Linked DNA regions of Mus musculus: region 1 is linked to region 2. The links are chromatin loops, found by intact Hi-C in ENCODE. Cell type or tissue: gastrocnemius. All regions are shown on one strand.

Region 1 (5,000 bases), 280 kb before region 2:
GGAGGAGGGGAGGAGGGGAGAGTGCAAAATGTCTGAATTATATAGGGAAGAGCCTCTGGGGAGATTTCAAGGGTGTTCATGAACTCCTAGGTGGGTTGAGAGGTTTTAATTTCTTGATGGGTATAGTAGTTGGGATTAGTTAGGACGCAAAGCCTCCCATGAGACACAACTCAAGAGAAACGGCCCATGTCCTGTCCTTTGCTAGATGCTGTCCAAACAGTCAAAGAGGCAGAATAATGACGTCAATCAGTGCGAGTTGCATGGGTGTGGGAGTGGGGCACAGATGGCTACATTAATGATGAGTCTGTAAGGACACGTCTTCTGTTGTTTGATTTCTCCTTTCAAGACTTTTTAGAAAAAGTTAAGAGTTACCTCGTTCTTATTCAGAGCACTTGACGACATCAAATATAGCTTTATCTCTGCCTTGTTTGTTTGCTGGAGAGGACTCTGGTAATTCAACTCAATGTCTAACACCTCAGCAGGAGAACCTGCTGTGGCAGCTGTTGCGATGTCTTCCCTCATCCTGCTCACGTCTGACATTTGCAAGGCAGGATCTGATTACAGCTAGCAACTTGAAATTAAGGGGACAGGGAAGAAAATACCAGGAGACGTGGAGTGAGCAAGGGGTGAGACAGGCTGCCGTGTGCTCCCATTTCAGTCTCCAAGAAGCAGGCTGGTGATCTGGATCCTGAGCCTCCCGCGGTGGCTTCAGATCTGCTCAGCTCAGCTCAGACTTCACACGGCGTCAACCCAGGGGTTCCTCTGAAGTGCCTAAAATCACAAGAGTACGTGAGTTCATTTACCAGAAGGTCTGAGAAGACAGAATGGGAGGAGCTAAGACATTATAATCTGCCATCGGAGAGCTCCACATACAAGTCACTGATCTATGCCCAGGATTCAACTCCATCAAAGTTTTCTCAAAAACTTAAAATTTGTTTCTACTTAGATGTACTTCTCCATCAGTTTTATGATCCATAACTAAATATTTAGCCATCATTTCTCCAGATAACCTGTGTAAATTTCGAGTTTCCCTTATGAAATCTTTAAGCCCAGGGGAAAAAAAACATAATACTAATCATACAAGAATACAGTAAGTATGTGCACAGATTGTCTTGTAACTCTCAAAGTGCGTTCACATAATACAATCACATTCCTGGGCCCAGCAGGGATGTCCAGCATCCAACCCTCCTCCTTTCTCCTGAAGTTTCTTTGTGCTAGTGATTGGTAAGCTGAGATTTTACATCCTTAGAGGTGATAAAAGTTAAATGAGAAACAGGAGGCTGTCTGTAGACGGAGATCAGACTCCAGGAAGGTTGCCTGCTGGGCCATTGTTCGTCTATCTCACCTTGGATAAGCACAGACAATGGCAGACCTCCCTTTACCGAAATGCATAGACTAATCCACACACCCAACTCCTATGGAGCTACTGTAAGGATCTAATCAGACAATAGGTGAGAAAATCTTGTCCAGCTGCCAAATGCAAAATAAATATTTTTAATATTTTTTTCTGCACTTCATCTTCTTTAACATTTCTGACCTTAACTTCAACAGAAGACTCCATCTACCAAAGAGTAGAAAAGACAGGTTTTTTGTTTTTTTTGTTTTTTTTTTATTCCTTAGAGCTTGCCCTAGTGGTCTCCTTTATCATCATCAAAACACAGAGGTTTGCATCTGGGAGCTATATACTTAAGTCTCAGTGGACTGGCAGCTGAGGTCAAGAGAAAACCAATATCCTATATGATCTTCACAAATATGGTTTTACTCTAATTTTATTTAATCGAATTAATTGATTGAATTTAATTAAGGGGGGGTTGAATCTAGAGTCTCATGAACGTCGGGTGAACACTCAACCACCGAGCTATATCACCAAACAATGTTTGGTATTTTTTGATAGCCAAGTCTGCGGGCAACCTACATCTAAACCACATTTGTACATTTCTGACTTCCACATCACAGTTTTTACCACTGAATCTGAAGCTCCGGGGTTGGTCCCAGAAGGCTGCTCTTTGTACAGAGCACACGGGCTAATACAGATATGCCACTAATGCAGGGACCCAGAAGTTCGTGATTGTAAGCAGGCATGTGTTCCTCATTTCCTCCCAGCAATGACAAGACTTCTCCATCAATCGCCTGCTAGAAGCAGGCATGAGGACTTATGTGAAATAAAGCAGCTGGTATGTAACATCTGCCTTTTCATGTTCGAAAGCACTTTGAAGTAATATTTTCTCCATACTCTTTAGTTGGATGGAACATTCATTCACAGAGGGGTTTCAGAAAATGCATTCCATCCCAGAGTTGTTCTGGTCTCTGCTGAAGAAATAAATCTTCTAAGCTGTGAAACTGATTGCCAACCATCACCCTTTAAAACAGAAGGAGGTTTCAACTCATTTTAAGTAATTCTACTAAAATCTCAAGGTATTAGCTAGTGGTCTGTATTATCTGCTGAAAGAAGAGATAAACATTTTGCCTCTGGTATCCAAAGAGTATAGAATAACATAATATATTTTCAGAAGCTATAGCATGTTCTTGGTCGGTTTCCTAGGGATACAGAATCGAAATGGACTAAGTTGACATCCATCTGTGGTACTAAGTAACCTTGGCTCTGGTCTAGGGCTAGAGGAGCTGGGAACAAACAGAGCATTGCATTCAGTCTGGGGAGGCAGACCATAAGGAAGGAGCTCACTTTGAAATTTCTAACCTATAGACTGACTTATTCCAAGTTGCAAAGAATAATTACCAAGGTTTACTCTAAATATACCATACCGAGTTTCACAATACTTAATCGTGGCCACATATGGGCACTTTCCCATGGCAGTTCCCATCTACAGTTGTAATTGATTTTCCCCAGAGGTACAGTCCTGTCCCAGGGTCATATTTGACCTTATTTCACAGTCGTGCCACCATCTGTAATGATGCTCAGAAAAAGCAGCCAATTGGGAGGTTTGTTTTCTGTTCCCTGTTAAGTGTTCTATCAGGCAGTGAAAGCAGTTTGAACTGGTTGGGGCATTACATCCCTTCTCTGGAGTCGACCCAGGGTTAATGGATACTCAGTTAGCTTGCAAGACTGCAAACTGATACCTGTGTGTACCAGCCAAAATGACATCCTATTTTTTTTTCCTTGTGGTGCTATTCATGTTTAGATTGTAATATAACGCTAGGAGGAAATTCTGCTGCAATACTTTTCATTTGTCTTTGGAAGAGCAGGCGGTTTGTGTATGCTGATGGAGGGGGTCCTTGCTACTTTGTTACTTTGTTGTTTTGAGGAAAATAAGGAGAAAACAGCAGCAAAAATTAAATGGGGGTGATCTGTTTTTAATTTCTATATATTTAATATCTATTTTCCTTTTGTATCTTGACGATATTTCACAGAGAACTCTACCTCCTCCGACCCCCACCCCCACCCCTAAATCCTATCATCAATGAAGAGTACATTACCGCTGGGGTCAGAATTAATTTGGCAGGTGTGTCCTGGGTTTGGTTTAGTTTTTTTCATCTTCTTTTTCCTGCTCATGTAAAATACTTTCTTAAAGAAAGATACTTGCTAAGTTTGAGCTTCACCTAAGCCAGCTAATTACTTACGAACTACGGCCTTGGCAAGAGTTGATAAAAAGAGTACCATCCATGCCGATCAGTGAAGAAATGGGTTCCACTTTGCTCATGCCAATGTTACTCCCTCTGAATAACACTGAACAACTCCCAGGAGCAAAAGTGGTACAAACTGTGTAACAGGCTGTGGAGAGGTGCCTTCTGATTGGATTGGACCAACAATAAAAATAAATAAATCAGGAAAGCAACTCTTCAATTTCCGATGACCTCCAGATGTCAGATTTTAATGCCAGTAAATAACAAGCAACTTGCAAAAGAAACTGTCTTGCAGTAAAGACAGTGACAGCAAAGCCCCTAGTTTCTTGGAAGCTTGTGAGTGCCAGGAGCACAGGACTTGGTTTTGAAATCCGAATCACATATTTGAGACAGCTAGTGTTCCCAACTTGAGCCTCTTGGCAGCTGTGCTAGCTGAGAGTGCACATAGCATTGGCGGATGGGAGCAAACAAGTTTGGGGCTAGCAGCACTCTTCACAGCGGCCAGTCAAGTGGCTGCTTCCAAAGGGTACATGACAGGGCAGTGCCAAGAGAGAGAAGGCACAGGCTGAGAGGGAAGAACCTGGGCCTTTCAGGGAGGTTGCTGTGTTGAGTGGCTTTTCGTTTTTGTTTTTTTAATATACAGGAGTATTTTCACTGAAGTCTTTCAGGGACAGAATGCCAGCAGTAAAGATCAGGTCAACTGGGATACAGGCAAAGGCTTGACAAGCATCTCTGCCTACACCCCATCTCCCCTTGACCTCTCTGCCTTGTATAGCCACTGTCTTTTGAAAGAGACTATATTCACCTGGAAGGGCAACAATGATAGAAACACACAACCCAAGGAGAAACCCAGCTCACAGGACAACTGGGAACACCTCTGCTTTTGTTCTGTCTTTCAAGTTCAAGAAATTCCTAACAGGAAACTATGTTTTGGTTGGGGTTGCCATTCAGGCTTCGTCCAATAAGATCACAGCTTTCATTGGCCACTTAGGTATGAGTTCACAATCTGACAGTGCTTTGTGGCACACACTATTTCAAATAAATGCTTTTGTTCATACGTGTGTGAAGGGGTCAAGAATCAAAGAGTGAGAACAATTTGTGTGCTTTCCCATAGTATAGCTGACCTACCTTCCATGTGTGGACATTTTAAAAAGGCATGGTAGCCTAGTCTGAAATGTTAAGCATGTATTAGACTGGACACATTCTTTATAGTCATCTTTCCAGATCACATAAAGGAATACGCCTCTCGTAAAATTATTTCCCAAGCAACCATATCTGCTTTTAGGAGCTACAAAAGCCTTGCTTGGCTGTCCATGTTCACCATCCAACCTTGTGCTTGGGATGTCTGCGCTCCGCCAGCCAGTTCAAATCAGGAGCAAGATGCACTGGAACCGGGCTCTGTTCTGCCAAGCAGATAA
Region 2 (5,000 bases):
CTGTTCCCCTTAAGGGAAGGGGACCAGGCCAGGAGACAGGTTTCTCTTCTCCCCAGGTCCCCCTGCACCAGCTGAAACAAGGCTGTCACCTTAAAAGCCCAGCTCACATGCTCAAGAGAAATGTTACCAAGGACACACAAATTTCCTGGATCATTTTCAATTACTGAGGGAAGGTGCCAGCTGTTAAAGAAAACTAAAAAAAAAAAAAAAAAAAAAAAAAAAAAAAACCAAAATACCCACAAAGGCTGTGAGATCTTTTCATTCCCGCTCTTGAGGTAATTTGTTCTGATTACAACTATTTCAGAAGACAAGATTACACACCAGGGAAGCACAGAGATGAAGAAAGGGAAAGCTCTCCCCTGCTGAGGCTGCACCAGCTCAGCGCCTTGTTTGGAAGCAAAGGCCAAATTCCCATTCCACATTAATGAAACCTTGTTAGCTGTGAACACTGGAGCTGAACTGAGCTAGTGAGAGAGATGCTGGGCCATCGGTACAGGGGAGAGGGGTGGGGCAGAGGAGAGAGGGGTGGGGGCAGAGGGGAGAGAGGCAGGGGGCAGAGAGGAGAGGGGCAGAGGAGAGAGGGGTGGGGGCAGAGGGAGAAGGGTGGGGGCAGAGGGGAGAGAGGCAGGGGGCAAAGAGGAGAGGGGCAGAGGAGAGAGGGGTGGGGGCAGAGGGAGAGGGGTGGGGGCAGAGGGGAGAGGGGCAAGGGGCAGAGAGGAGAGGGGCAGAGGAGAGAGGGGTGGGGGCAGAGGGAGAGGGGTGGGGGCAGAGGGGAGAGAGGAGAGGGGCAGAGGAGAGAGGGGTGGGGGCAGAGGGAGAGGGGTGGGGGCAGAGGGGAGAGAGGCAGGGGGCAGAGAGGAGAGGGGCAGAGGGGAGAGGGATGGGGGCAGAGGGGAGAGAGGCAGGGGACAGAGAGGAGAGGGGCAGAGGGGAGAGGGATGGGGGCAGAGGGGAGAGAGGCAGGGGGCAGAGGGGAGAGGGGTGGGGGCAAAGGGGAGAGAGGCAGGGGGCAAAGGGGACAGGGGTGGGGGCAGAGGGGAGAGGGATAGGGGCAGAGGGGAGAGGGGTGGGGGCAGAAGGGAGAGAGGCGGGGGGGGGGCAGAGGGGAGAGGGGTGGGGGCAGAGGGGAGAGGGGTGGGGGCAGAGGGGAAAGGGGTGGGGGCAGAGGGGAGAGAGGCAGGGGGCAGAGGGGAGAGGAGTGGGGGGCTGGTGCATTTGGAGATTATTGCTATTTTTATCTTCTTAAAGAATGGGAACTTTAATATTTATTAAAAATAAAACTTTTACCATTACATTAGATGAAGAAAAGACAAAGTTGAAATCCAACATCACTTAAATGGAAAAAAAAAAAAAAACCACGAACCAGGATTGCAAAGTAGTAGACTTAAATATCTGTGCTTTCAAATTTTCTCTACCCCATCCCAGATTCATGTTGCCAAATTTCTTTAGATTTCTCCAAGTCTCTCCTCCTATTGAGGTGGCATTTTCATGGTAGGCTACGGGTGGGCAATCTTGTTTACAAGGGGCATCTGGTTCTTACAAATCCTGTAAGACAGAGCAGACAATCAACCTTCCAGCTGGCCAAGGGAAAACAGCCTGTCTGCACTGAACAGATCCAGGCTCCATTAATGACTAGCATCAAGAAGAGACAAGGAACGCTGGCCCAGAAATGTACGCAGCAACATGATTGGCCCCACTGCTGTATTCTTGCCTTGGCATAACAACCACAGGATGGAAAACATCTGGAGCAAGCCACCCTTCTTGGATCTCTGCTAGAGATGAAGGCAGGAAACAGCTCACACCGGAGCTAGGTGTCCGTGTCCATCAGTGATCACAAGAGGTTTAAGCAAGCAGAACTCCTGTGTGAAATTCCATAACTCACACAAGGAAGCCCAGGGTCCAGCTGACCCAGAGCCAAGAAGAAAGTTCTAGAACTAAAGAGGTATGGTTGCAGAACAGCTTTTCCCTCTGGTGAACGGTCTGTGAAACCTCTAAGACTCTCCATAGCTCTACCCTCGCTGAGCACATAACTGAGGTCTTACATGGGAACTGTGTAGGAAGCTCAAGAACATGCCAGTGCATACAGGTGTGCCAGTGTTCATCCGATCCTTGCCCAGTGTGTTTTCAGTCTAATTATCTAACTGAGATTTGGTTGAGGAGTGGCACTTGTGTGCAAGTGTCTGCTTGTTTGCTTATATAAAAAGGCAGAACGTGCCCAGCCTTAGCATTTTAAAGTTATAGATGCATATAAGAAAAGTAAATGGAGAAGTGTTTCAGAATCACCAATTGCAGGACCCCGTGTTTTACAACGGAGGAATCCAAGGGAAACTAAGGTGTCTTTCATTCTGGCCTTGCTCCAGCCACGGCAGGGCAAAGATGGATCCCAAGCAGCGACCTTAGACAGCACTGACCCAAGCTGCAGGCTGTCGGGAGTGGGGTTGGAGATGCGACAAGAAAGATTCACAGATGAAGAAACAGCGTCACCTAGTGGCGATCTATCCGTTTCCAAGCCATCTTGTGATACAAAAGCGCTCTCTTTTCTGTACCCCAATTTCCCAAGACAACTAATATTTCAGAATGTTTTATCTTCGCGGGCTCTCCAAAGCTCAAGTGGGTTGCCATCCAAAACGCGTTGCCTAACACGTTTCCCAGCCTCTTATGCTACTTTCCAGGGTCGACTCGGCAACTATCTGCTTCAAGGGCCGTGTCCATTTTGCTATCGATCTCTGTGTGCATCTTGCTTCAATTCCGGACATTGCCCGGGGCGGTGCTGCAAACAAGCATGTAGCTGTGTCTTGGTCAAGTTTATTTGTTAGCTCATCTTTCTTGTTCTCAGGTGTTTGCTGCTTTCACTGTGTTTGAGAGGCCAGACCTGTTCCCACATCAGGACCCTAACTTTGGAGATAGGAAAACAAAACAAAATATGTTGTTGATGTTATTTTTCTTTTTTTAAGTATGTGCAGCATCTCAGGGTGATGGGGAGGAGGAAGCCCAGAGTCAAGAGTTCACTGAGAGCATCCACAGAGCCAATCTGCCACCATCTTCATGAAGTTCACCTGTATAAACTTACAAAGGATCTCCACAGCTGGGCTTGTTGACTCTTCCCCGTCCCTCATAGAAGGATGGTCAGGGAGGGTCACAGGACCATCACCTGGGTATCCAGCAACTCCTTCCAATTAGGCGTATGCTAGTCTGCCCTAATTGCACATGACATCAAAGAAGAGCTTGGCGTTTATAGACTGGAAAGGACTGGGGAGGGGTCCCACCTATAGCCAAAGGGGCAGTTACCATTCATGTTGGATACAGATATTCCAGTGTGGTGGCTTTAAGGCTGTACATGATCCTGTCTCCAAACTCCATTGCTCTGTCAGTAAGCCTAATAAATTCACAGATTGCCCCAGAGTCAATATTTGGTGGATCCATGCCTCCCTTTGTCCTTTGGACCTCTGTGGGAAGGGTAGACATTGTTTCTATCTCCCCAAGAGAAGACATTTTAGCAACACTGAGAAAGAAGCAAGAGCCCAGGAGGAAGCCAGGAGGGAAATGAGACAGAAAAGCAATTTAAAACCACAGTAGGAAGATGCTGAGATGCTATTCAGAAGAACTTGGCCTCAGTATACAATTAGATTCCACCAAATTATGTACCACGGCAAAACAACTGCATGCAAGACTCCAGAAAACACAATACTTTACTCACCCTAACCATTTAGAACTATTTCCTCCACAAAATGGTCCCTTCATTTAATAGCTAGAAAAACAGGACCCCTGAAGATGAGTTGTTTGTCAGGATTGGGGTGAGACTTTGTCTACATTGGGTCTATTGTGTTCTAATAAAGAACAGTTAAGTAAAACAAGAAATATTTTTAGGAGAATAAATTAATTTCAAGCCAGAAACTCCCTATGGTCATTCAGTTTTGTCCTTACTTATCTGCTGAAAATACATTTGCATATCCACATTGTCTATTGTAATTATATCATCCCCAAACAGAATGAGTCTGATTTCTAAGTGAAATAACTATTTAATAGATGCTACTCTTAAAATATAAATATAAGAAATATAAATATTTCCAAAGTAGATGATTTCCAAAAATAAAAGGAAGCAAGCCATTGTGGGCTGAAAGCAAGAGATCACTTAAAACATCAGAGGAGCATAGCTGTATATGAGCTTCTGGAAAGTTCTGACTCTGCTGGCTTCATAAAAGTGTTAGCCCCATTAGTGTCGGAGGTAAAGATAGTCAACAGGCAATGTTAAAATGTATTTGTAAGAGGAGCTCAGTACAGCTGCAGTTATATATGGCAAGGTCATCATGAAGCTCATTATTTTAGATCCTAACTGAAGAATTAATGTAAATTTGTCTAATAAGACAATCATGACTAATTCTAAGGGTGGTCGGTCAACACTTTCTCTTTCTGCAATGCTCATACAATTAGAATATTTGCTCACTAAAGTCTTGACAAAAAGGACAGCTCTGTCACTCCTGCTATGTCAAGTCTCACAAAGAAGCTCTGGGTCCCGTGACTTGCCTATACATAATGCAAAATGTGTGTCTGGGCTGACATTTTTCTTTAAATGAAAACCAGACATTTCTCACAGAGCTAAAAGCTAAAGTCCTATGATCCTGCACATTGGCTGATGCTATTACTGTAGCATTTTATGTTAAGGTGAGCATTCCATTCATTGGATGAACACCCAGTGGTTTAGGGAACTAGATGGGCTGTCATGACTCTGAAGCTGCCAGACCACAAAGTATAATAAGACTTGTACAGGTTCTCCTTTGCCCAGCTGGAAACAGCTGGCACACTGGAGTGTCTCATTTCTAAATTCTCCTAGAAGCATGGCTGCATGGACTGGCCAGAGGGAGGTGGAAATACCCTGAGGTCTGACTGATGTCTCCAACTCTGCTTTCCTACACAGCTCTCCTGGCTCGCTGCCCTCCGTGGAGCTGTCTTCAGACGCTGTGCAGCTCATGGAACCCTGGAGTATAGAAACATCTGCAGCC

The links. Hi-C counts contacts between places; a loop is a spot of excess contacts. Peaks named below come from ENCODE experiments on the same cell type or tissue, not always from the same donor. Only the 100,000 strongest peaks of a DNase experiment are listed, where the experiment ranks them.
Region 1: it touches region 2 in a loop (2.4-fold over the local background); 2 of 42 quality-filtered maps call a loop at or near these places.

What each region holds. Positions count from the first base shown.
Region 1 is chr10:21,742,563-21,747,562 of GRCm38, reverse strand. No RefSeq gene overlaps it. Among named protein-coding and RNA genes, the nearest start is that of Gm5420, 54 kb to the right of the region's middle. In gastrocnemius, no CTCF peak of the experiment used is centred here; no DNase peak of the experiment used is centred here; H3K4me3 peaks cover 3,167 bases; H3K27ac peaks cover 5,000 bases.
Region 2 is chr10:21,463,010-21,468,009 of GRCm38, reverse strand. No RefSeq gene overlaps it. Among named protein-coding and RNA genes, the nearest start is that of Aldh8a1, 88 kb to the right of the region's middle. In gastrocnemius, a CTCF peak has its summit at 2,488 (motif pointing left); DNase peaks (open chromatin) are centred at 357, 1,642, 2,459, 2,729 and 1 more place; H3K4me3 peaks cover 480 bases.